Linked DNA regions of Homo sapiens: region 2 is linked to region 1. The links are chromatin loops, found by intact Hi-C in ENCODE. Cell type or tissue: chondrocyte. All regions are shown on one strand. Links, peaks and the distances in the headings refer to the core of each region. The heading gives the core; the rest is flanking DNA. Region 1 overlaps CYFIP1 (cytoplasmic FMR1 interacting protein 1). Region 2 overlaps NIPA2 (NIPA magnesium transporter 2).

The links. A loop is a pair of places that touch in the nucleus more often than their neighbours do. Peaks named below come from ENCODE experiments on the same cell type or tissue, not always from the same donor. Only the 100,000 strongest peaks of a DNase experiment are listed, where the experiment ranks them.
Region 2: a loop joins it to region 1, with 4 times the contacts of the local background. A loop is called at or near these places in 9 of 110 quality-filtered maps.

Annotation. Positions count from the first base shown.
Region 1 is chr15:22,904,400-22,917,232 of GRCh38, forward strand. CYFIP1 (cytoplasmic FMR1 interacting protein 1) reads right to left here. Exons shown (of 31, transcript NM_014608.6): 16 at 12,078-12,231; 17 at 10,327-10,483; 18 at 7,780-7,876; 19 at 6,338-6,414; 20 at 6,121-6,229; 21 at 4,795-4,914. Among named protein-coding and RNA genes, the nearest start is that of CYFIP1, 70 kb to the right of the region's middle. In chondrocyte, for the core only: no CTCF peak of the experiment used is centred there; DNase peaks (open chromatin) are centred at 3,352, 6,102 and 7,972.
Region 2 is chr15:22,859,211-22,867,210 of GRCh38, forward strand. It overlaps NIPA2 (NIPA magnesium transporter 2), which reads left to right. Exons shown (of 8, transcript NM_030922.7): 7 at 1,419-1,579; 8 at 7,003-8,000. The coding sequence ends at 7,637. CYFIP1 (cytoplasmic FMR1 interacting protein 1) reads right to left here. Exons shown (of 31, transcript NM_014608.6): 31 at 7,842-8,000. Among named protein-coding and RNA genes, the nearest start is that of NIPA2, 25 kb to the left of the region's middle. In chondrocyte, for the core only: no CTCF peak of the experiment used is centred there; no DNase peak of the experiment used is centred there.

The DNA.
Region 1 (12,833 bases), core at 2,242-10,241:
GCTGCACTGTCCGATGTGGCAGCCGGGGCCGGAGCACAGCTGCTCCCACCTGAGGCGCACTACATGAGACACCAGATTTCAAAGACTGAGTAGGACAAAACAGACTAGCAAATACCCACCTCAACTATACTGCCATAGGAATGACGTGGTGAATTAATATGGGGATACAGTGGATTAAGTATGTTATTAAAAATAACTTCACCTATTTCCTTTTCTAATGAGACTATGGGAAAATTTCAAATTACGGATCTGACTTGTGTTCTATTTCTATTGGACAGTAATGGCCTCGATCAAAGCCTCGACCAATGATTTTACTCAAAATCATATTTGGCCAATGCCAACAGAAACACCATGGCCTGTACCAAATTACGCTCGTAGAAAAAGGCCGCCACAGGTCTGTCTCTGAGTCCCAGCCTGTTTGACTCTAAGGATGAATACGCAGGGCCCTGCTCTGAAGTGCAGAGATGCTCACAGGGACACGCACTGTGCCCGCCAGCGCCCAGTGTCTGCCAGCCAAGGTCTGTTCTCCAGGAATGAACAATCCTCTGGAGCCCTGGCACGTTCATTACCATCTGTCTGCAGCCTTTATTCTCAGAAGATCAATTTGGCTGGCGACCAAACCCTCGATTCACAGTTCCTTTCCTTGGCTCTGGTGAAGGTCTGAGGACAATCGGATTTTCCTTCCCTGCCTGCCCTGCTCAGACAGCCCAAGGACTTCTTCCTCACCTGGAAAGTCCAAAACTTTCACTGCAATACCGTTTTTAAATGTATTATTATTATTTTTTCTAATCTTCAACCAGCCTAAGATGCAGTATTTCTAAGTGTTGACAAGCTTGGGTCGGTTTTACCAAATACATGATGTATGCTTTTAATAGACACTTTCAAGGTGTCTTCTATTTTATCAATATTTTCTTGAAATAGATGCCAGTCGGCCCTGTTCCGTTGCTTTGGTTTTCTTCTTGAGGAAGCTGTATGACAGGTACACTGAATCTTCATCATCCATGATGATGATCATCTGAGAACATCATTTCCTCTCAAATCCTTTTTCTGCTTTAATTTCTTTTTGATTTTAAAAATGTTCCCTCTTTTCATTCCTTTTTTTTTTTTTTGAGACAGAGCCTCAAAAACTCCTGGGTTCAAGCGATTCCCCTGCCTCAGCATCCCGAGTAGCTGGGACTACAAGCGTGTGCCACCATGCCTGGTTAATTTATTGTATTTTTTAGTAGAGACGGGGTTTACCATGGTGGCCAGGATGGTCTCGATCTCCTGACCTCGTGATCCATCCACCTTGGCCTCCCAAAGTGCTGGAATTATAGGAGCGAGCCACCGAGTGCCCAGCCTTCATTCTTATTTCTGTTTTTTTTTTTGTTTTTGTTTTGAGACGGAGTCTCGCTCTGTCACCCAGGCTGTAGTACAGTGGAACGATCTCGGCTCACTGCAACCTCTGTCTCCCGGGTTCCTGCCATTCTCCTGCCTCAGCCTCCCGAGTAAGCTGGGACTACAGGTGCCCGCCACCACACCCGGCTAATTTTTTTATTTTTAGTAGAGACGGGGTTTCACCATGTTAGCCAGGATGGTCTTGATCTCCTGACCTCGTGATCTGCCTGCCTCAGTCTCCCAAAGTGCTGGGATTACAGGCATGAGCCACTGTGCCCGGCCTTTTCTCTTTTCAAAACTTTCTTTTTTCCAATAACCTTATTTCTCGATTTATTTTTTTTTTTCTTTGAGACAGAGTCTTGCTCTGTTGCCTAGGCTGGAGTGCAATGGTACAATCTTGGCTCACTGCAACCTCTGCCTCCTGGGTTCAAGCAATTCTCCTGCCCCAGCCTCCCAAGTAGCTGAGATTACAGGCATGTGCCACCACGCCCGGCTAATTTTTTGTATTTTTAGTAGAGATGGGGTTTCACCACGTTGGCCAGCCTGGTCTTGAACTCCTGACCTCAGGCAATCCACCCACCTCAGCCTCCAAAAGTGCTGGGATTACAGGTGTGAGCCACCGTGCCCAGCCTATTTCTGGATTTCTAAAAATTCTCATTTATATTATTCTTTCACAGCAACTACTATTTTTTTTTTTTTTTTTTTTTGAGACGGAGTCTCGCTCTGTTGCCCAGGCTGGAGTGCAGTGGCACAATCTCGGCTCACTGCAACCTCCGCCTCCCGGGTTCACGCCATTCTCCTGCCTCAGCCTCCTGAGTAGCTGGGACTACAGGCGTCCGCCATCAAGCCTGGCTAATTTTTTGTATTTTTAGTAGAGACGGGGTTTCACCATGTTAGCCAGGATGGTCTCGATCTCCTGACCTCGTGATCCGCCCGCCTCGTCCTCCCAAAGTGCTGGGATTACAGCCGTGAGCCACAGCGCCCGGCCAGCAACTACTACTTTCTTCATTTCTTTTAGCTCACTGTGAAAGATGAAGTTACAGTTTCCATGGTCCGTGGGTGTCTGTCTGACGTGCCTCCACTGTCTGTAGGGACACTGCTGTGCACTTACATTTTCTTTTTTAGTGTAATACGTCTAAAGGGGATTGGACCATGATCTTTACCTGTGGCTCGACTGGAAGTGAAATAAGCTCTCTCATGCTTCTGAAGAGGAAGAGGGGTTGGTCAGGGCCAAGAGTAACAGCACTGGCTCAAGCCTTCTGAGACCTGCCTCTCATGCTCCCCTCCGCCATGATCCTAACCCTTACCAGCTTACATGCTATTCCCAGCAGCTTCTCCCATGGGCAGCTTTGTCTTAGGAGGGAATTTTGATTTATTCAATTCCAGAGTCAGCAGGGCCTACTGTTTTAGCTCCCTGAAACCTGTTCTCATCTCAGGCATCTTTGAAGAGCTCTGTCTAAATTATTCTCTGTAGGCCACCAGCCTGGGCTCCTTGACTCCAATGGTGCCAGGTGGCGGGCAGCACAACTCATGTGTACTCAAATTGCCTGACTCACAGGGGTGCCAGCGTTGGCACAGGGGTGCCAGTGTTGACTAAAGGACTGTGGTATCCCCAGGGCTGGCACAAACGATCGGCCTTCGGAAGTCTCATTGATCTGGATAAAGGGAAAAGCCCTAGGCCGACCAATACCAGCCTAACTTGAATCATCATAAAAGAAATTCATGGCTCCTCAACCAGTTCTCAGACCCAGAGCTCCTTGGGTGAAGGGGAGAAAGGACCTTGTGCATTTTGTTAGAAAATGCACACTGTAAACCCTCCCCCTGCTCCCACAGTGGAAACGGACGTGTGGCCATGCACCAATGACCACGCACTGGAGAAGGGAAGACAACCAGCCCATTCAGGCTTACTGCCTACTAGCTCTGATTAAATCCTAAAGATTCAAAGGCACCACAGGCCGAGGGTCAGAGTTGGGGGGTGGTCAGGTGATCCACAGAGCTGTGGTTCGGGGGCCCGCTCACTGAGGTCCCCCTGTGGCTCCGGCCCTGGCTCCAGCATGTGTAGTTGGGTGGCACACCTGAGTGGCAGGCCGGTGTCTTCTGTCCACGTTAAGGTCTTTCTGCCATCTTCTCTTCAGACAAGTCTTCCGTGACACCACTCTCTCTCTCATCTCCTCTAACACTCCAGTTACACGTTAGGTCTTTCCACTGTTTTCTACATTTCTTATGCTCTTTTCTGTCTCATTCATTTTTATTTTTCTCTGTTCCCCAGTTCAGATGTTTTTAACCTCTGTTTTCCTGTTCCTTAGTCTTGCCTCTTCCTGTGTTCAAATTGTGATAGAGACACAGGGAAAAATGGCAGACAGAAGGTAGGACTAACTGGCAGCTCCCATTCAGACGAACACAGCAGTGTGTGAAGACTCACACTGCAAATTTTTGCTTCAAGAAATACCACAGGAACATACCAGGAAAGCAGAGAATCCAAAGACCCTCTGAAGGAAGCGGCTTGCCTCTGTAGGCTCCGTGAGACAGCCGAAAAATGGGTGAGCGCCCAAAGAGGGTGAGCGGGGAACGTTGGCCCCGAACACACATCCTCACTGGGAAACCTGAAGGTCCAGATAACAGGAGAAGGATTAGACCTTACCTGGAGATGAGATGAATTCAGACAGCCAAGCGAAATGTAGGGGTAGAAGAATTAGCAGGAAGACCCTTGTGGGCTCTCTTGGTCCCTAAAGAAGATATTTCTTTTTTTTTTTTTTTTTTTTTTTTTTTTTGAGACAGAGTCTTGCTCTGTCGCCCAGGCTGGAGTGCAGTGGCGCGATCTGGGCTCACTGCAACCCTGCCTCCTGGATTCAAGCGATTCTCCTGCCTCAGCTTCCGGAGTAGCTCGGACTACAGGTGCCTGCCACCACGCCCGCCTAATTTTTGTAGTTTTAGTGGAGATGGGGTTTCACTATGTTGGCCAGGCTGGTCTCAAACTCCTGACCTCAAATGATCCACCCCCGCAGGCCTCCCAAAGTGCTGGGATTACAGGCATGAGCCACCGTGCCAGCCAAAGTTAAACATTTTTATCTCCTAGCTCGTTCATACTAAAATGTAAACACGTTATTAAGTGGTGTGCTACCTTTTGCCATAGTTGGCGATTTTTTCAAGATTGGGGTTATGTGTTTGTTAAGTCAATTTAGCATTGTGAACACTGAGTGTAGGCTTGGTATAGGCCACGCCCGATGAGTGCATCTCTTTTATTATCTATACAAGAGGCTTGGTATAGGCCACGCCCAGTGAGTGCATCTCTTTTATTATCTATACAAGAGGCTTGGTATAGGCCACGCCCGATGAGTGCATCTCTTTTATCATCTATACAAGAACTGGACCTACCCTTAGTCCAATTTATCAATAGGGCAAAGTGAAATTACTTACAACTATGGAGGTCAAATCTTCACTTTCAAATCGTCCAATCGCCAGTTCTAGGGACTTATACATGGCTGCTGAGACGCGCTGGGTGATCAGACGATTGAGGTCTATTGATCTGCCGAGGAGCTGGCGTACACAGGGAAGGATGGCAGGTAAAGAGTGGACATGAGCAGCTCGAAAACAACAAACGCCTCACCAGAGACCCTGGAGAAGCTGGTCTGTCAATAACGACACCCTTTACAACCACGTTCAAGACCCATCTCCCCACATACATGGCAGCCTGTGTGTGTCTTTTTACAGGTGTTATGACGATAAATAAAATTACTCCATCTCTATTTTGGCCTACTAGGAACATATCCATACTTCAGTGTTGTTCTAACTACATAAAAATATGACAAAGCCCTGGTGAAAATGTCCAAAAATGTGCATGATGATTATTCGTGTATAGAGAGTAGAATTAAATGCAATTTTTTTTAGTTTTCCATATTTTACTAACTAGTTTTGTGTGTGTAATGTAACATCACTTTTAATTTTTAATTTTTTTTCTTTTTTTAATGTTTGTGGGTACGCAGTAAGTGTACATATTTATGGGGTACATGAGATGTTTTAATACAGGCATGCAATGTGAATCTTTTTTTAAAAGCTGTAAAAAATAAGCACTGTATATCTTTAAATTCTTCCTGCTGGCCAGGAGAAAGTTTTCTCTGATACTCTGAGCTGATGAGTGCTTCTCACCTTCATTCTTTTTAAGCTCTGGCTTTTGGGCTCCTGGAGAAGGGCTGACCCCTCCGGGCTATGCCTGCCCCCAGGAGCCGCAGGGCAGATACAGAATGCTGCAGGTGTTCCCTGTGTGTGAGGTGACCCAATAGAAACGGTGTGTCTTTCAATGCCTAACAATTTATAAGGACGTTCACAGTCACAAGGCATGCTGATATCTAAACCTAGCTAGCTATAAGAAATCTCAATCATTTTTTTTTTCTTTTTTTTGAGACGGAGTCTTGCTCACTCTGTCACCCAGGCTGGAGTGCAGTGGTGCAATCTCAGCTCACTGCAAGCTCCACTTCCCAGGTTCAGGCGATTCTCTTGCCTCAGCATCCCAGAGCGGCTGGGACTACAGGAACCCACCAGCACGCCCAGCTAATTTTTGTATTTTTAGTAGAGATGGGGTTTTGCTATGTTGGCCAGGCTGGTCTTGAACTCCTAACCTCAGGTGATCCGCCCACCTTGGCCTCCCAGTGTTGGGATTACAGGCGTGAGCCACCGCACCCAGCCGAAAACCCAGTCTTTTCAATGCACACTCTACGTCCCCACCACAGCCCGGCCCCAGCTCACCTGCACATGCCTCTGCTTCAGCAGCGTCTCGTAGCGGTTAGACGGCGGGAGGTGGATCGTGGCTCCCTGATTCTTGCATTCTGATCGTAACCGTTTATCAAGAAGCAAACTAGTGTAGAAGGAAGACAGAAAGTTTTTCATACGCCATAAATTGTAATGGGAATGTCAGATCAAATTATGAAACGTTTTGTATCAAAATCACACACCAGATACTCACCTTCCTGCCATAACCTTATAATAGGCAAATATCTGGTCTGCTAGCTTGTAAACAAATTGGTCAAAACATAGATTCACCTGAAGAAAAAGAAAGCACACGTTACAGTTTGATTCCCTAAAGCAAGATCAAATAACAAGGTGAAAAACAAAATGTTTCGTTAAGGCAACTAACTGAGGCTCTTTTATTTTTTTGAGACGGAGTCTTGCTCTGTTGCCCAGGCTGGAGCGCAGTAGTGCGATCTTGGCTCACTGCAATCTCTGCCTCAAGTGATTCTCCTGCCTCAGCCTCCTGAGTAGCTGGGATTATAGGTGCCCACCACCATTAGCCTGGTGTGGTGGCACGTGCCCGTGGTCCTGGCTACTCGGGAGGCTAAGCACAAGAATCGCTTGAACTCACACCACTGCACTCCAGCCTCGGCGACAGAGCAAGACTCCACCTCAAAAAAGAAAAATAAACTAAAGAAACTAGCAATAATCTTACTGTCCAACAACAGCACACTAAATAAACTGCAGTGTGGCCAGGAGTGACTACCACACTGCCACAGAAAACTAGGCTAGAACCAATCTTACTGAGGGAGAAAAATATTCCTATTCTCTGAAATGCAAGAGAGAATCAACAAGGCTCTCTTCACTGTGTGCAGTGACCACGAGGAGCTACTGTGCATTGCAGGTGGGTTCCTGCCCTGGGGCAGCTCCGCCTACTGTGCACTCCAGGAGGCACCACCGAGGGCCTTCCCTGGAGCAAAGCGGCTGTTCTGGGTGTGAGATTGGTCAGGAGGTACCCTCAAAAGACCCTTACTTGCAGATGGGATTCGCACTATCTCCTGGAACTGTGAGGAGAATACCTGTGCTTCGTGGCAAGTGGGACCCAGGACCCATCTGCCCAGCAGACAGGGCCAAGAAGGGCGTCTCTGCCCTCCTCCCATCCTGCAGGGCCGGGGACCTGTGACATCTCCCTGAAGCACCATTTTCAGGTGGTCTTTGTGAGAAGGCAGAGGAGATGATGTGTAGAATAAGGTTCATCTCCTTAAATGTGCATACACTAACCTGAGAATTCCACCTGTGGGAATTTGTCCTATAGAAGTCATGCGATGCAAATAAAAAACATGCCAGGGAGTGCAGCAGAGTGCTATTTATAAAATCCAAAACCAAAAAAATAGAGAAATAAAACAGGAGTTGCTTCAGTTGAACATCAAAGATCATGCTCATAACCAAAAATAGATGAGGACACAGACACCGCAGTGACACACGGTCAAGTGAAAAAGCGCATCCTGCACTCATCGTGGAAGCATATCCACAGAGGAAGGGCTTGCTCCCACATGCTTGCTTCGTGGTTTATACTGTCTTATATTTTAAAGAAAGTTGAATACTTGGGAGAAAACAAAAAGAGAAAGGAGATTTAATTGAAGGAAATGAACAGAAATGGAGCTGCAGGGGCCTCACCTCGGCCTCAATTTCGTCGTACAGGAACTGCTTGTTGAACCTGGTGAGCGCGTAGTGGGCGCTGTCATTGTACAGGTCCAGGGAGTAGAGCACGTACCTGCAGAGGACAGCAGCAGTGTGACCAGCAGCCTCTGCCACTCACTCGCAGCTCCGACAGCCTCGCCCCACCTCAGAAACTCAACTCCATTTTCCACCTCTCACGTAAGGAAAAACAACTTTCACTTCAAACACCAGTCCTCCTGTGAAAGCACGTGGTGGCTGCGCCTGAGGCGGCCGCCACACCCACCAGGCTGCGAGGATGCTTGGGGACAGCAGACGCTCACTGAAGGCCACACACGGACAAGGGCCTCCACCTGCCTGCATCTTCTCACTTAGCAGACTTTAAAATATTTCACTACAAGTACATAGGATTTTTAACAAAAGAAAATTATTTTCTTATTTCCAGAATGAACTCCAAGGACCAGGCTTGGTGGTTCATGCCTGTAATCCCAGCACTTTGTGGGGCTGAGGTGGGCAGATCACTTGATTGAGGTGAGGAGTTCAAGACCAGCCTGGGCAATACGGCAATACTGTCTCTAACAAAACTACAAAAAACTATCTGGGCGTGGTGGCGCACGCCTGAGTCCCAGCTACTTGGGAGGCTGAGGTAGAAGGATCACTTGAGCCTGAGAGGTTGAGGCTGCAGTGAGCTGAGATCGTGCCACTACACTCTAGCCTGTGTGACAGAGTGAGACCCTGTCCAAAAAAAATGATAGAGAATGAACTCCAGCACTTTAGGTGGATGAGGCAGGAAGATAACATGAGGCCAGGAGTTTGAGACCAGGTTGGACAACATAGCAAGACCCCGTCTCCATGAAACACAAAACAATTAGCCAGGTGTGGTGGCGCATGCCTGTAGTCCCAGCTACTCAGGAGGCTGAGGCAGGAGGATCACCTGAGCCTGGGAGGTTGAAGCTGCAGTGAGCTGTCTTTGCACCACTGCACTCCAGCCTGGGCAATAGAGCAAGACCTTGTCTCTGTTGGGGGGAAAAAAAAAAAGAATGAACTGACTGGAAAAGAACAAAGGTGGACTGGGCGCGGTGACTCATGCCTGTAATCCCAGCACTTTGGGAGGCCGAGGTGGGCGGATCACTTGAGGTCAGGAGTTCGAGACCAGCCTGGCTAACATGATGAAACTCATCTCTACTAAAAATACAAAAATTAGCCGGGCGTGGTGGTGGGTGCCTGTAGTCCCAGCTACTTGGGATGCTGAGGCCGGAGAATTGCTTGAACCCGGGAGGCATAGGTTGCAATGAGCTGAGATTGTGCCACTGCACTCCAGCCTGGGTAACAGAGCAAGGCTCTGTCTCAAAAAAAAAAAAAAAAAAAAAAAAGAAAGAAAGAAAAAAAAGAAAAAATTACACCAACGGAAGTACATAGACAGCATTAAAAAAAAAAAAAAAAAAAAAAGAACAAAGGTGAAGGTCCTGGATCCCACAGCTCACCAGGAGCATGTCCAGCATGGCCCATGGTTGAAGGCCCGTCTCCCACTACCTCATATCTGGACAAAGGCCATGGCCAGGGGCAAGGAGGCCCATGCCTGAAGGAGGCCTCCAAGCTGGTTCCAGCTCCTCACGCCACCCCAATGCTGTGCAACGAGCCATCAGAGGCTCTGCCCACACAAATGGCATGGCCATGCCACAGCCACAGAGAGTGGAAGGTGACTGCCCTTACCATCTCCTGGGCACCACAAGGGATGTGTGAGGACTGACGCACAAGGAACTCAGGGGCTTCCCACTCACGGTGCTCAGAAGACAGACCGGCTGGGCGGCTCCCCAGTCGCTCACCATGAGACACACCCTTTTCCAAACACTTTCCCTTCCATGAACTTTATATTTTGAAAGACTGCCCTTCCATCTAGGTCCACAGTCCTGATCCCCAGAACAAAGCTGTTCAATCAATACTTCCTTTCCCCACTTCATCTGGGTCAGAGGCTGTGTCACACAAAAGGCCAGGCCACAGGGCTCCCGCAAGGCAGCTCACGGGCATGGCCACCTCACAGGGCCTGCACTACGAAGGCCTGGGGAAGGTCCAGGTTCATCCATCTCCCTGGTCCAGGCTGAGTCCCCGGGTCCCAGCCAGCACCCATGCAAAGTAGGAACGTGACTGGTTCTAGTGCCTGAGCTCTCAATTCCAGTCTGACACCAAGAAACTGGTTAGTTACTTGTATTAATCTCTAAAGCTTTACCCCAGGAAACATGATTTCTCTTTTTTTTTTTTTTATTTGGAGACAGGGTCTTGCTACGTGGCCAGGCTGGAATGCAGTGGTGCAATCCATAGCTCAATGCAGCCACAAATTTCTGTGGTAAAGCAATCCTCCCGCATCAGCCACCACACCAGGCTAAGTTTTCTCATTTTTGTAGAGACTGGGGTCTTGCTATTTTGCCCAGGCCCAGAAACTTGATTTCAAATACAATACTAAAAACAGTCCCGGCCTCTCCGCCACCTCCTCTGAGGACCCCCGGTCACCACACACAAAGGCTGGAGACAGGCCCGCAGGACACGCACTCCATCATCGATGCCTCCTTGGTCTCCAGGATGTGGTCCGTCAGGATCCAGGGCATCGACATCTCAATGGGGAACTGGATCCTCCTGCCCATGGTCAGCTCCAGGAAGAACTCTCGGAACCACAGCTGCGAAAGGTCACAGCACTGCTGCAGCGTTTCTGGGAGGGTTCAAACAACTCCATGTTATCTCCCGCAAGCAAAAAAAAACCTTTAGCAGAGATGACACAAGGGCTGTGTGCTGGGTGCCTGCTCCTCCTCGCTCAGCCCCAAGCCATGCAGCATGGACATGAGTGGGGAGGGGTCACCGGGGCCTTGCACTAGGGACAGGACCAGCTGGGCATAGCTGCAGGTAAAGCCACCTCATCAACCCTGTGAGCCCTTCAGTGGGATCCAGGGGGAAAGTGTCTTTTTTTTTTTTTTGAGACAGAGTCTATCTCACTCTGTCACCCAGGCTGGAGGTGAGTGGCGCGATCATAGCTTACTGCAGCCTTCAACTCCTGGGCTCAAGCGATCCTCCTGCCTCAGCCTCCCAAGTAGCTGAGAACACAGGCACGTGCCACCAACTGATTTTGTATTTTTTATAGAGATGGGGGTCTCGCCATGTTGCCCAGGCTGGTCTCAAACTCCCGAATTCAAGTGATTCTCCTGCCTTGGCTTCCCAAAGTGTTAGGATTAACAGGTATGAGCCACTGTGTCTTACCTAAAAATGTTCTTCTCAAAAGGAGACATAAAAACAGGACTTCTGGCTGGGCACAGTGGCTCACGCCTGTAATCCTAGCACTTTGGGAGGCCGAGGCGGGTGGATCACAAGGTCAGGAGTTTGAGACCAGCCTGGCCAACATGGTAAAACCCCATCTCTACTAAAAATACAAAAATTAGCCAGGCGCAGTGGTGAGCACCTATAATCCCAGCTACTTGGGAGGCTGAGGGAGGAGAATCTCTTGAACCTGGGAGGCGGAGCTTGCAGTGAGCTGAGATCGCCCCACTGTACTCTAGCCTGGGTGACAGAGCAAGACTTCGTCTCAACAAAAAACAAAACAAAAAAACAGGACTTCTTCACTTTCACTTAGGATAAAAACCAATGTCCAGGCTGCAGCATTAGAGGCACACTCAGGGAGGTCTGTCTAACGCAAAAATGAGACAGATTAAAAGAGCCCACACTCGAACTCCATCCTTTCATGGAGTTAACAGCAAAAGTGGTACTATTTCCTCCAATACCTCGCAGCACCCCAGCCAAGACAGCAGGGATCCTGTTCTGAGCAAGAGGTGGACAACGGAGGACTTGATGAGAACACGGGACAGACACACGGAGGGCAGAGAGCGCACCCACCGGTGGCCGGTCAAGGTGGCCGGGTGTCACCCAGGATGGGCTTGCCTGGCACAGGGCACCCGCCACCTTCCCCCCACGTCATGGTCTGCAAGGGCCATTTCTAGTATTTATCAATGCCTGTGTCTCAACTCAGGCACCAGATTACATTCGCCTGTTTCCAACCCCGCATGGGTTGAAAAGATTTTCTGTTCATGTCTCAGGGCCAGCCCGGGCTCCTCAGTTTATACCCTTGTAGGGACCACGCCCTGTGGAGCGAGCTCAGGCCAGGGACGTACAGCCACCGCCACAGAGGGCAGGACGAGTCACCGTCTGGGTGCACCAAGGGACGGGGTAGGGGGTGGTCAGGCGGGCGGAAGCATTCTAGACGGTGTTAGTGGTGTTAGGACATGCCAGGCCGGATGCTGCTCAGCAGTATCTCTTACCACTGAAATTTATCAAGTGAGTGTAGAAGAATGACTCTCGATGAAATTTTTCTATGTCCAATATGGTGGGCCCCTCAAGGCTACTTCTCAAGGTTTTCTTGGAACCACTTTTGTCTGCAATGAGGGACTCTAGCATGGTTCTCACCATGTAAAGCTGGATTATCCAAGGAAACATTTGTGGGGGAGAAAATATACATGGTACATTAGTTATGCCAAACTCAAAAAGCCCATGAGAGAAGGACTGCTCCGCTACGCCCTGGTCGGGAGGGCCCCGCACCAGCTCCCCGAGGGGTCCGGGTGCCTGTCTACGCGGCCACGTTGCTGCTGCTTTGGGGAAAGAACAACTTGTAGCGGAGCAGTTCGCCTCCGTGCCATAAACGTCAAGAGAAACAAATGATGTCTTACCACCAAAGGTTAAAAGGGGTAGGTAGGTGCACGACTGCCTCAGAAACGTGTTAACCGCATGCAAGAGCCTCTCCATGCCCAGAGACTTGAGCTGCCTGAGCAGCTCGGCAGAGCCCAAGGACTCGGCCATGGTGCGCACCAGGTAGAGCTAGACACGGACAGACAGGAGGGAGAGGCAGGAGAGAGACGTTAGTCACTCGACACACACACCCCAGGCAGGGACACGGGACGCACGCAGAGGGAGGCAGGGAGGGTGGCTGGCACCACGCACAGGCCGAGGGCCGTCCCCCTGACCCTCCTGCAGAGCCAGCAGCGTGCATTGCTGGTGACTTTCCAGAAGAGTGGCAGAAG
Region 2 (8,000 bases), core at 1-8,000, 47 kb before region 1:
TTACACTCATCCCAGTATTTATCATTCAGTGCATGTGCACTTTGGTAGGGTCTGGTTGGTAATGAGTAGATTTCTTTTTCTTTTTTTTTTTTTTTTTTTTGAGGCGGAGTCTTGCTCTGTCGCCCACGCTGGAGTGCAGTGGCACGATCTCGGCTCCCTGCAAGCTCCACCTCCCGGGTTCACACCATTCTCCTGCCACAGCCTCCCGAGTAGCTGGGACTACAGGCACCCGCCACCACACCTGGCTAATGTTTTGTATTTTTAGTAGAGATGTGGTTTCACCATGTTAGCCAGGATGGTCTCGATGTCCTGACCTCGTGATCCACCCGCCTTGGCCTCCCAAAGTGTTGGGATTACAGGCGTGAGCCACTGTGCCCGGCCAATGAGTAGATTTGCATGCCTGGCCTGGAGTGCTTGTTTTGAATGAGTGATCTGAGATTTGTCCCATTTCTGCTTTGTAATGATTAGCCCAAACAACTAAGCCCATATTGATGTCTGGATCTTGGTTACTATTCCCAAAGTAGATTGACTGATTTTTATCTGTTTTTTTTTCCCCAAAAAACTATATGTAAAACAGGGTTATGGTATAAGTCATTGCCCTTTACCCTTAATTTTCTTTGTAGTATTTTGTTACTGTATTTATTGGTTTATGCTGTATTTTCTTTTTAGGTCTAGATAAAACTAGCTACAAGTTATTAAAACCTGATAATGTAATAGGCAAATTATATACAATTAACAACATAAGAGGGGTGCATGCATCAACCAATAGGAATAAGTTGAGTAAATTTTAAGCACTGGTGGTTTGGATAGAGATTCTTTTTTTTTTTTTTTTCCTTTGGAGATGGAGTTTCACTGTGTCACCCAGGCTGGAGTGCAGTGGCGCGATGTCAGCTCGCTGCAACCTCTGCCTTCTAGGTCCTGCCCCAGCCTCCCGAGTAGCTGGGATTACAGGATGCCCGCCACCATGCCTGACTGATTTTTGTATTTTTAGTAGAGATGGGGTTTCACCATGTTGGCCAGGCTGGGCTTGAACTCCTGACCTGAGGTGACCCGCGCACCTTGGCCTCCCAAAGTGCTGGGATTACAGGCGTGAGGCACTCTGCCTGGCCTGGATATAGGTTCTTAATTAGGATATAAATGTATACAAATTTGTTCTTTATTATAAATTTCATACTGACTTCTTGCAGTGGAAAGATGGTAAGTATACAGGTGTAGTGTATGATGAAGCAGATGATTCCCTAGAAATGTTTACATTTTATGATGAAATGTATACTTTTTTTCCTTGGCGAAAGCCAGAATCTTCATAAGTTCACAGTGTTTTAGTTTGATTTCAGTGATTTAAATTACGAGTTTTATTGATATTTGAAAAAGGAAAGTAGCTGATTAAAGTTCTCAATTTTTTTTCCTCCCCATTTTAGTGCCATTCTTTCTTCATACTTTCTCAATGAAAGACTTAATCTTCATGGGAAAATTGGGTGTTTGCTAAGTATTCTAGGATCTACAGTTATGGTCATTCATGCTCCAAAGGAAGAGGAGATTGAGACTTTAAATGAAATGTCTCACAAGCTAGGTGATCCAGGTAAGAAAAAAGTCTTATTAGTCTTACTGTATTTTACTTTTTAACTTAGTTTTTACTTTAATCGAAATTTGATGAGCACATAAGGAAAGAAATTGTTCCACCTGGTAGAAGAACAAATTGTCGTCATGTTCCCTGCTCCCTCCTATCAATCCCAAGCCTGTGTTTCTACTGTTCTTTAACTCTGTGTTTGTAAGTAGTGTGCGTATATTGCTACTACTTACTTCCTTAGCTTTAGGCATTATCTGTTTTACCTTTTATTTACTGTACCTATATAGTTTTCTTGAGATTGTTTACATTATCATTGATACATAACTTTTATTGTCATCTTAGTCTTTATTATGGTTGTTGTTCCTTCCCTGTATAATTTGTTTTTCCAGAAGTAATAATTATCTTGTTTGTGTAGTTTTTTATGAATCGATCAATGTATCATGAAACTCTTCCCCAGTTGACTAATTCTACTCTCAGTAATTTCAAACAAAGAGGTATTCTTTGTTTCATCTCTTTTGGAAATTTCTCTCAGTGCCTTCTGTGTGGCCTCAATCTAGGCGGGTGTCTCCAGGCTGCCAGCACAGCTGTTATCTGCATTTCTCTTCAGCAGCATCCTGGGGATTCCCTTCAGTTTGCTTTTTCTTGGATCCCTTATTTCCAGAATCCTGGGTTTGTGCCTTCATTTTGGTGGTGTCACTCTAGAGGAGACAAGAAAGGGCATGAAGAGATGAGATTTTTTGAGACCTTGTTTATCTCAAAATGTTTTTAACCTATTGTGACCACCGTCTTCTCATTTCTGATGTTGCTGTTGAGAAATTGAACAGTTTATCCCTTATCTTTTATATGCGACCAATTTTTTGTTTTTGGAAGCATGTAGGATGTTCTCTTTCCCCACAGTGTCTGAAATTTCCCACTGACATGCCTAGAGATGGGTCCATTTTTGTCCATTGTGCTGGGTGCCTGATGGTTCATTTTATTTTGAGACAGGGCCGTGTTGCCCAGGCTGGAATGCAGTGATGTGATCTCAGCTCACTGCAACCTCCTCCTCCCCAGCCCAAGCGATTCTCCCATCTCAGCCTTCCAAGTAGCTGGGACTGCAGGCGTGTGCCACCATGCCTGGCTAATTTTTTTTGTTTGTTTGGTAGAAACAAGGTTTTACCATGTTGGCCAGGTTGGTGTCGAACTCCTGATCACAAGTGATCCACCCACCTTGCCTCCCAAAGTGTTGGGATTACAGGTGTGAGCCACCATGCCTCGCCTGATGGGTCTCTCTTTTTTTTTTTTTTTGAGACAGAGTTTTGTTCTTCTTGCTCAGGCTGGAGTGCAATGGCGTGATCTCGGCTCACTGCATCCTCCGCCTCTTGGGTTCAAGTTATTCTCCTGCCTCAGCCTCCCAAGTAGCTGGGATTACAGGCGCCCACCACCACGCCCAGCTAATTTTTGTATTTTTAGTAGAGACAGGGTTTCACCAGGTTGGCCAGGCTGGTCTCGAATTCCTGACCTCAGGTGATCCACCTGCCTCGGCCTCCCAAAGTGCTGGGATTACAGGTGTGAGCTACTGTGCCTGGCCTGATCTGAAAATTTATGTCTGACTCTTGGGAACTGAATTGAATACTCCTTTGATATTCTTGTTTGCTCTTTGTGAGATTCTTATTCATCTGTTTATTGCAGTTCCTGACCTAGATCATTAATTTTCTTATCTTTTCTTTCCCTCATTTTACCATTTTGTCTTTTTGCTCTGCCTTTGGGGAGATTTTCTGTTTTTTCTTCCAGCCCTTCTGAGTTTTTATTTCTGCGGTTATATTGTTAATTTCTAAGAGTTTCTTGCCTCTGTTCTTTGATTCCTAGTTATTTTAAAGTCTTTGTCTGCTAACTTTAGTTTTAGAATTCTTTGTGGGCCTCCTGTGGTGGTGTTTCTCTTTTGGCTTTTAGGCATTTTTTAATTGAATGCTGGATGTAGGATATTAGAAGGTGTAGAGGTTTTAAGTGATGTTTTTTCTTCCTTCAGAGAGAATGTAAATTTCTTCTGGTAGGCAGAAAAGAATACAGTAGCTCACCTTCACCCTGAAGGTATTGTTTTAAGCTTTGTTGGGCCTAGTTTCTTTCAGTTTGCCTTTATTCTTTTTTTTTTTTTTTTTTTTGGAGACAGTATCTCACTCTGTTGCCCAGGCTGGAGTGCAGTGGTGTGATCATGGCTCACTGCATCCTCTGCCTCTCGGGCTCAAGCGATCCTCCCACCTCAGCCTCCTGTGTAGCTGGGACTACAGGTGTGTGCCACCACATCTGGCTAATTTTTGTATTTTCTTTGTTTTTTTTTTTTTGAGATGGAGTCTCGCCGTCACCCAGGCTGGAGCACAGTGGTGCAGTCTCGGCTCATTGCTCCCTCTGCCTCCTGGGTTCAAGTGATTCTCCTGCTTTAGCCTCCCAAGTAGTTGCGATGACAGGCATGCGCCACTGTGCCTGGCCTAATTTTTGTATCTTTTTTTGGTAGAGACAGGGTTTTGTCATGTTGGCTGGGCTGGTCTCAACCTACTGGGCTCAAGTGATCCACCTCCCTCGGCCTCCCAAAGGGCTGGGATTACAGGCATGAGCCACCACACCTGGCTCAGTTTGCCTTTATTCTTATTCATAGCCCTTTGGCTCTCAACTGATAGCTTCAGATGTTGGTTTGGGCCCCTCCACCTGAGAAACTGAGAGCTCCAGGATCTGCTCCTCAGTAACTTGAGACACTAAAATCCCTGCTTAGTCCTGTGGCCTCCTGGCCGGGCTTTCCATTTGGCTCCTCTGACCTTGGCTGTGCAGCTTGTGTGCCAAGAAACACCGTAAGGGGAAATGCACACAGAAATTTGGGCTCACTACTCTATAGTTCCCTCCTTTCTGGGTCTTGTTCCATTCAGTTCCAGCTGCTTAGGCAGCCCCAAATTCCAACTTGTTTTTACCTAGTCCCCTTAAGCTTAGGCCGGTGTTGATTGGCCTTTATGCCATCTCACCCCTTGCATTAGTAGTTGCCCCAAGGGAGAAGGCAGAGGTGAGTGTTGGGCTGATTCTTCTCTTTTCTCTGGATTTTGGCCCTTTAAGTCCTGGCTACTTTGATGGCTCTTTGATGCCCTCAAATAAATGTTTCTTTTTTATTTGTTTGGGGTTTTTTGTTGTTGTAGATCCATCGTTTGTAGGTATTTGGGGTGCCAGGTCAGTCTGTTTCATTGTGTCTCTGAGGATATTAATAATAGTTTTTCTTGCTTTTCTGAGGATATTAGTAATTTTTTTGTTTTTTGAGGGACAGTTGTTTATTTTGAAGTTTTCCTCTGTCTACATGGGAGAAAGAGGCTTTGCACTTTTCTGTTTGTTTTGGCTTCTCTCCTGGTGGTCTTTGGCTATCTTTCTTTTTATTTTTTTGAGACAGAGTCTTGCTCTGTTGCCCAGGCTGGAGTGCAGTGGCGTGATCTTGGCTCACTGCAAGCTCCCCTCCCGGGTTCACGCCATTCTCCTGCCTCAGCCTCCCGAGTAGCTGGGACTACAGGCACCCACCACCAGGCCTGGCTAATTTTTTGTATTTTTAGTAGAGACGGGGTTTCACCATGTTAGCCAGGATGGTCTCGATCTTCTGACCTCATGATCCGCCCACCTCGGCCGCCCAAAGTGCTGGGATTACAGGCGTGAGCCACCACGCCCGGCCTGCTGTCCTCTGTTATGTAAAAGTTGGGCTGGTCAGATCCCCAGCAAAAAAAGCTTCCAGTTTCATGGCTGGCTGTGGGCATCCTGGGAATTGACTGGGGGGAAGGATTAATGCCTGGAGGCATGGTTGACCTCAGCTTCCTGGAACTCTGTGGCACGGGAGGGACAGTCTCCCAGAACTGGGCAGGAGTCTCCTTGTTTCTTGAATGGACTTTTCAGCCAGGCCTCACTTTCAATCTTGCCTTTACTCCACTTCAGAGGCACTTTGTATCTTTTGAGCATTCTGTGCCACAAACTAAATTGCTTTTTCATCTTTTATCACAGCGGATGTGTAGGATTCCGCTTTCTTGGATCTCTGTACCAGTTATTAGTTAGCCTTTGCTTTCTGACTTACGAAGGATTGTTATCTTCGGTCCTCTCTTTTTTCTTGAGACAGTCTCACTCTATTGCCCAGGCTGGAGTGCAGTGGCATGATCTCAGCTCATTGCAACCTCCACCTCCCAGATTCAAGCGATTCTCCTGTTTCAGCCTCCCAAGTAGCTGGCATTACAGGTGTCTGCCACCACGCCTGGCTAATTTTTGTATTTTTAGAAGAGATGAGGTTTCACCATGTTGGCTAGGCTGGTCTCGAACTCCTGACCTCAGGTGATCTGCCATCCTCGGCCTCCCAGTGCTGGGATTACAGGCGTGAGCCACCACACCTGGCTTCTTGTTCTTAATTTTGTGTATTTGTGTCTTTAATAATCTATTACTGCTGGGTGCGGTGGCTCACGCCTGTAATCCCAGCACTTTGGGAGGCCAGAGCGGGTGGATCACGAGGTCAGGAGATGGAGACCATCCTGACTAACATGGTGAAACCCCGTCTCTACTAAGAATACAAAAAATTAGCTGGGCGTGTTGGCGGGCACCTGTAGTCCCAGCTACTCAGGAGGCTGAGGCAGGAGAATGGCGTGAACCCGGGAGGCGGAGCTTGCAGTGAGCCGAGATCGCACCACTGCACTCCAGCCTGGGCGACAGAGCAAGACTCTGTCTCAAAAAAAAAAAATCCTATTACTGTGTATTTTATTAGTGGAATTTGAGGAAGGAAGAGTAAATTCATGTGACTTATCTGGGCCTCAGTTTCCTCATCCGAAAATGCAGGTGGTAGTATCCGTGATAACAGGGTAGTTGAGTGCGAATTGCTGAGAAAAATGCCTGGCCCACAGTGCTACACAGTTGTTGGCTATTATCATGCTGGATTTAATTCTCCGTATTCAACCAGAACCCCAGTAGTATCTTTCAAGTTCTCCAGTTGACTTGCTCGTTACTCCAGCAGTTGTCCACAAATTTTAAAAGTTTCCCCTTTTAGGGAAAACTTGATGAAGAACTCTTGTTTTTGTGTTTTTTGTTTTTTTTAGCATCTATAAATTGTTGAACATTCAAGGCCACCTCATGGTTTCTCCTCCCTAGTTTCTGTGTCTGTTCTGTTCCCACTGTCCCTCTTGCCTGGTGAGCTAGAGCACTTAAGTCGGCATAAAGTGCTGCTGCAAAAATGTTAGGGGTATAACAATTTGTGAATATGAAGCTCGCATTAATCTTCCAGTGTGTCCATCTAAGTAAATTTTTGTGGTTGCATTTCTGCTTGGGCTGCAAAATAAAGCTGATTTTTATTTCCAGGCCATACCTTTTCTCCCTATCAAGTTTATTATATTTTGTTTTGCATTCTGTGTTTAAGAACAACCAACCATTTGACTCATGTAACTTTTCTTTGCCTCCTCCAGGTTTTGTGGTCTTTGCAACCCTTGTGGTCATTGTGGCCTTGATATTAATCTTCGTGGTGGGTCCTCGCCATGGACAGACAAACATTCTTGTGTACATAACAATCTGCTCTGTAATCGGCGCGTTTTCAGTCTCCTGTGTGAAGGGCCTGGGCATTGCTATCAAGGAGCTGTTTGCAGGGAAGCCTGTGCTGCGGCATCCCCTGGCTTGGATTCTGCTGCTGAGCCTCATCGTCTGTGTGAGCACACAGATTAATTACCTAAATAGGGCCCTGGATATATTCAACACTTCCATTGTGACTCCAATATATTATGTATTCTTTACAACATCAGTTTTAACTTGTTCAGCTATTCTTTTTAAGGAGTGGCAAGATATGCCTGTTGACGATGTCATTGGTACTTTGAGTGGCTTCTTTACAATCATTGTGGGGATATTCTTGTTGCATGCCTTTAAAGACGTCAGCTTTAGTCTAGCAAGTCTGCCTGTGTCTTTTCGAAAAGACGAGAAAGCAATGAATGGCAATCTCTCTAATATGTATGAAGTTCTTAATAATAATGAAGAAAGCTTAACCTGTGGAATCGAACAACACACTGGTGAAAATGTCTCCCGAAGAAATGGAAATCTGACAGCTTTTTAAGAAAGGTGTAATTAAAGGTTAATCTGTGATTGTTATGAAGTGAATTTGAATATCATCAGAATGTGTCTGAAAAAACATTGTCCTCAAATAATGTTCTTTAAAGGCAATCTTTTTAAAGATTTCACTAATTTGGACCAAGAAATTACTTTTCTTGTATTTAAACAAACAATGGTAGCTCACTAAAATGACCTCAGCACATGACGATTTCTATTAACATTTTATTGTTGTAGAAGTATTTTACATTTTCATCCCTTCTCCAAAAGCCGAATGCACTAATGACAGTTTTAAGTCTATGAAAATGCTTTATTTTTTCATTGGTGATGAAAGTCTGAAATGTGCATTTGTCATCCCCACTCCATCAAT